Regions from separate parts of the Homo sapiens genome. Here region 1 is linked to region 2. Evidence: chromatin loops called from intact Hi-C (ENCODE). Cell type or tissue: natural killer cell. All regions are shown on one strand. Links, peaks and the distances in the headings refer to the core of each region. The heading gives the core; the rest is flanking DNA. Region 1 overlaps METRNL (meteorin like, glial cell differentiation regulator). Region 2 overlaps TBCD (tubulin folding cofactor D).

What was found. Peaks named below come from ENCODE experiments on the same cell type or tissue, not always from the same donor. Only the 100,000 strongest peaks of a DNase experiment are listed, where the experiment ranks them.
Region 1: it touches region 2 in a loop (9-fold over the local background); 2 of 110 quality-filtered maps call a loop at or near these places.

The regions. Positions count from the first base shown.
Region 1 is chr17:83,082,611-83,085,511 of GRCh38, reverse strand. METRNL (meteorin like, glial cell differentiation regulator) reads right to left here. Exons shown (of 4, transcript NM_001004431.3): 2 at 189-574. Among named protein-coding and RNA genes, the nearest start is that of METRNL, 4.5 kb to the right of the region's middle. RefSeq lists enhancers at 212-739, 1,639-2,197, 2,198-2,757. In natural killer cell, for the core only: no CTCF peak of the experiment used is centred there; a DNase peak (open chromatin) is centred at 1,721; H3K4me3 peaks cover 292 bases; H3K27ac peaks cover 2,500 bases.
Region 2 is chr17:82,891,681-82,894,581 of GRCh38, reverse strand. It overlaps TBCD (tubulin folding cofactor D), which reads right to left. Exons shown (of 39, transcript NM_005993.5): 17 at 950-1,035. Among named protein-coding and RNA genes, the nearest start is that of ZNF750, 53 kb to the right of the region's middle. In natural killer cell, for the core only: no CTCF peak of the experiment used is centred there; DNase peaks (open chromatin) are centred at 631, 1,191 and 2,221; H3K27ac peaks cover 841 bases.

The DNA.
Region 1 (2,901 bases), core at 161-2,660, 190 kb before region 2:
CAGTGTCCCCCAACCCCAGCCACCTGGGGGGCTCTTCAGGCAAAACAGTCATGTCCGAAGCACAGACACAGAAGGGTTTTCACCAAGGCTGAGCAGACGAGGGGACAGGAAGAAATCAGAGACACCTGCCACATCACCAGCCCCGTGATGACGAGGCCCGCCGCCCCCGCCCCAGGCAGGACACTCACCAGACAGCTCGTGCAGGTCCGACGCCCTGTGCCTCCTAACCAGCTCGTACTGGAAGCCTGTGGTCCTCCGGCCGATATCCTGCTGCGGCGTGGCCTCCACGAACAGGCCGCCCTGCTCCAGGCCAAAACACTGCACCCGGCCGGGCCTGCCGTCCCCGTCTGGTACCAGCAGTCTCAGTTCTCCAGTTTTTTCCAAATAAATATTGGCCCCCGAGGAGTCCGTGAAGGACCTGATGCACACGGTCAGGTGCCGGGCAGGCGAGAAGGTGTTGGGCCGCAGGTTAACGATGAGAGCACCTGTTGGGTACATCCACTCCACGGCACCCGCCGCACAGCGCAGATACACCTGCTCCACCTCCTTCCTGTGTGCCTCGTGCGTCAGCCCGCTGCAGAGGAGAGACACTGTCAGCCAGGCCCGGAGCTCCCGTCACACACCCCACCCGCACCCACAGAGAGTCAGTGAGGACGATACCCGCTCCAAATGATGGCGGCTCCTGGACCCACCCGCTGCCGGCCACAGGTGCCACACGGACCCCTGCCCGTGAGGCAGGCCGGCGCCATCTCCGCCCTTCGGCACAAGGGCCCCACCCAGTTCCTTCCAGTGCACCTGCACCAAGAGCCATGGTGGGGCGGGGCCGAGCTCCCGGGAGTGCAGGCGGTGCTTGTCCCCAGGCCCTCCAGACACCCTCCAACACTCAAGAGTCTGCGCCTCTGCTGCCGTAGCGTCAAACACCAATCTCTGCGATGTCCCTGAATCAGGGTGGCTGGAGGTGCTGGGGCAGTGGGATGGAGCCCCAGGGAAGGGATGGATTCCTCCAGAATATCACGGAGTATCACAGGAATGCCAGCAGGCCCTGTGTACCAACCCTGGTTCCAGATGACCACGAGGGCTGGGACGCTAGAGGTAAAGCGAAGGTGGGGCCCCACCACGTGTGAAGGAGGAGCCCTGGGATGCAACCTGCCCAGAGAGCAGCTTTTAAGTTAATCCAGAGTGTTGGCAGTTTGGGGGGAAGGAGGTTGTAGATGAGTTTTGTCTTTTAGCACCTCATTAAGCATAGATGTTTGTACATTTCTCAAAGTAATGACTTGACCGTTTTCTGCAAGCCTGAAGACCCTGCACTGCCGACGGTATTTGTAAATATAAGCTATCATTACAGCAAGACTCACCACAAAAGCGAGGCGAACTTCCTCCACAGGGTGAGTAGTGTGTGAGTAGCAAGCTAAGTTCACCCTCATACATGCTAAACAGAAAAAAATGAAGTGTGCTACACTCTTGGAGAGGCAGGTCCTGAGTAGAAACAGTTATATTTTCAAGAAACTGAAACATCAAAACCCTCACGCTTCTCAACACTTTAACGTAAATGCCAGCTCGTGGCTAACAGCCACGTCATAACCAAGTGGGCCTGGAACTAACCCGGTGACTTCAACTAAGTGTTTTATTACGCAGATCTCAGACAGGTTCACCCACATTCTTAGGATTTTTATGTGAAATAAGCAATGCTGTTTCCAGAGCCCTGGCCTGAGCGAGTCACCAGAAACCCTTTCTGCAGCAGAGAAAATGCATCACATATGGTTTGCATTTACCGCTGGTGACTCACACTCTGGGCCCCCAAACCTCACTCTTCATAGGCTGCAGGCCACATCAGAGGGTGGTGTCGAGGGTGCACCCCTCCTCACCCTCTCCCCACCCCGACAAGGCCCCAGGTCACGAGTGGCCAGGCCTAGCCGGCTGCCAGGATCACACACCCAGAACAGACTCACAAATTACAGCCCATAAAGCTCACACAAGCTCATCTAACACGTGTGTGGGCAAGGGCACGATGATCGTGCTGTGTGGAAACTGGACTCGGTGAGTGGCTGATACACTCAGCTACAGTCAGCTCTCTTCTTATGCAGCCTCATCGTCACGTCTCTCCCTCCCGTCTCTGGCATCGAGGCCACTGTCCTCCTGCCCGTGCTCAGGCACCGAGCCTCGACCCTCTCTCCACATACACCGTCCTGACACGTTGCCTCCCTCTCGGGGAGTCCTGAAGGTCGAGGGAGCGGGCTCTGGTCACCTCTGACAGCACTGCCTTCATCTGAGCAGGCGAGGGGAACAGCCACAACTCAGCTGGGGACAGGCGGCCAACCCACCTCTGCCCAGGAGGAGGCCGACTTGAGCCTGGGGGCCGTCCTGGCCTAGCACATGCTACCCGCATCTGGTGGGCACGCCTGGCTCCACCCACTCAGAAGACACTGGGCAAAAAGAGGAAGAGGACAAAATGAAGGTGGACACAGAAGAAAGAAGACACCCGGCTACCCCGGCCTTCACCTGACGTCTTCTCAGCGCACTCAGACGGGTCTGCACCCAGCACAGGGCCTGCTCCCCTCTCCTCTCACATTCTCCCGAAACATCCAGACCAACGGGACTCCAACCAGACCCGCTGACGTAGGGATTTTCACATTAAAATCAGTAGCACATGATGCGCAAGACCCGTGTAGACAAAAAAAGTTAAACGATGCATCCTTCAGCCTGGGACCCAGCAGACCTCGGCACGAAGTCCGAGACTCATGGTCTGTGCTGGTTCCTACCAGAAAATCGAGTGCCTCAAATCTCTCACCTCCAAATATCCAGCACCTCAGCAAACCTGAAAACAGAGTCTGTTTATGCAAAATTGCTGGCATTGCAAAAATGTGACCTATCTTTAATGGTCATGGATGAGGGCATTTTGTG
Region 2 (2,901 bases), core at 104-2,603:
AGATCCTTCCTGGGAAAGAGGCCAAATGCTACATTTTCAAAATTCTGCCCAGGCTGGTGACGGAGAAACGTCCTTTCTGCACGGTCTACACAGCAGGGCTGTTGGGGAATCGATCTTTAGGGTATTTAATGGTTAATGTTAAAAATGCATCGGGCATGCTTCTGGTCCTAATTTAAGGCAAATAAATCACTTCATAAAGTCACACCCCACTGCACTCCAGCCTGGGCAACAGAGCTAGATTCTGTCTCCAAAAATAAATAAATAAAGTCACACCCTTTTTCACATTTCTGCTGCAATGGATCAACTAAGATAACTGAAGTAACCTCCCCAGTACCTAATTACACAACTAAAACAGTTTGATATAATTCTGTAAACTGCAATTAGAGGTGCTAAACATTTGTTTCTAACCTGATTTCTAAAATACCTCTTACTCATTTCATAGACAATCTACAGATAACTTCAACTTCAAAACACTTCCTATTACCGAAACAGAAAGAAACAGTCCCTTCTAATCCAAGATTTCACGGTGGGAAAGCATTTAGGACATCCAGTAGGGAAGCATCAGGAGGAGGTGTGGCCGTGCTTGCAGCTGCTTCCTCTCAAACTCCAAGCCCCACACAGAACCAGCACGGGTAAAACGGGGCGACCAGGAGAAAAATCATAAGCAGAGACAGCACTCACGGCAAGGCCGCACTCCTGAAGCTGAGCCCCTCTTTAACACGTGAGTAAATGTCCCCTATCTAGCGTAGTAAAGCATGAGGTGTGTCCAATCAACATGAAACACAAGTTTCAGTCACTGTTCCCAATTCCATTTTTAATTTTTCACACAAAAACTACATTCCATTGAGTGGACATTACAGGATGAAAAAAGAAAATGGTGGTAGCTGATTTCTGACATCCAATCTGATTTTAGAGTATTCTATTTTTGTGATATACATTAAAGACTTACCTTATAACCAGGAAACAGTTGGATCTGTTACCGACGGCAAAATAGTCAGCTGTGGTCAAAATATCAATACCATGAGGGAAAGTGCCCTAATAAGAAAGTGGAAATGGGGGAAAAAGAAGAATTTGAATGAACAAAGGCATTTCACCAAGTTCAATAATCACATCCACAGACATTTACACTCATGAACCCCGAGCCCTGAGGCAGGTGGTGAGCAAGCCACACACCACAGACATGGCTCGCCGAGGACTTCCACGTCACACTGACTTCCTGACGGTCTACCCAGGCAACACCACGCTAAATCATTGAAACCACTCACAAGTATTTCATCTTTTTCAAACAACTCAAACATTTCCACTTCGGTACGTGGTAAGAGACCTTTCCCGAAAACATACACCGTAAACGGTCTTCAGGTCTCAACAGTGTTACAGCCACTGACCTCCATCGGCCTGAGCCCCATGCCACAAAGTGCCACAAAGCTGGCAGGTCGGTGCACACCAGAGCGAGCAGGCCTGGGTCAGGTCGGGGATGCAGCCGCCTGCACGGTCTACAAAGCCTGGACCAGAGCCCAGGCCTCACTCAGCAGTCCCGGGCAGGCAAGACGTTGACTGGGGGCAGCTGGCCCAGCCGGTTCTTGGGGGTGGTGACAGCTGACCCCAGAAGCATCGAGGACCAGCAGCCGCCGAGGCTCTGACATGGGAGAGGCGGCACCTCCTCCCACCCCGCCACGACAGCCTCCCAGTGGAGCCCCAGCTCCAGCCCCGCAGCCTACATGGTGTTACTGATACCACTCTCAGGTTCCAGGATGTGAAATTCTGGAAACAACATAAATAATTTCCTAAGAAAATACAAATGACAAACTTTAAACCCCACATAGAAAGCCTTACAGCTATAAACCACAGCAGGGTTTTTCAAAGGTCTCCCAAGCCTGCCCACCTCCGAGGCCGGGATTCAGATCCTTCCTTGACGTCTTTAACCCATTCATCACCACCCTGCACTTGACCATTAAAACCTCACACCTTCATGTAATAGCTTCGCAAGTCAACGTAACTGAACAGCCAGCACTCCTGAGAACACCCGGGGCCACATCCCTCCTTCCCACCAGGAGAGGCCGGAATGAGCAGGTACCATGCGGCTTTCTTCCAGCAAATCTCTCCCAAGGGTTACACTGGGAGCTTGGGCTGATGGAGATACCATAAACTTCTGCCTGAGGCTGCTGCAATCAGTGACAGCATGAGCATCCTTCACTGAACCGTGAACAGGGGAGAAACCTGCACCCAGGTGGAGCTGTTGCGGCTCACTCTGCAGAAAGACAGCAGGTGCCACAACCTGGGATGTCGCCCACTGGGGTACAACTCCATGCCCCACATCACAGCAGGCAGGAGCCCAGGGAAACATCCGGGGTGGCCCAGGACCAGGTCTCACCGAGAACAAGAACAAGGGGACTCTGTGTCCAGCATCCCCCCACGGTGAGAACAAAGCAAGACCAACACAGGGGCCAAGGCTCTGTCTGGCCAGGCTAGGGCTGGAACAACAGGCTCCGAGCAGACAAAAGCGGGCTCAGCTGCCCTGAGCCTCAACTTCCTCACCTGTGCAGGGGGGAAGTGGGGGGCCTGGGTGTGGACAGGCCACCACAAGGGCCTGATGGTGTCGGGGGCCTGGACAGCACTCGCCTAGGAGCAGGGTCATAGGGCTGGAATGTCGGACAGGCCCTGAACGTGGAAGCTGCCCATGGGTTAGTCACAACCTGCTCAAGAGCCCCTGGGCTCAGTAGGGAGAAGGCAGAGACCACTCAGGACCAGAGTCTCCAACTCCAGCCAAGACGAACCTGGACAGAGAAGCTGGTCCCTCGTCTCTGCCCCCAGCCCCCTCTGTGTCCCCCAGGCCGCTCCCCAACCACCCCCCATCCCTGCTGCTGTTACCCAGCGGCCTCCACTGTAACGCATTTCTTACAA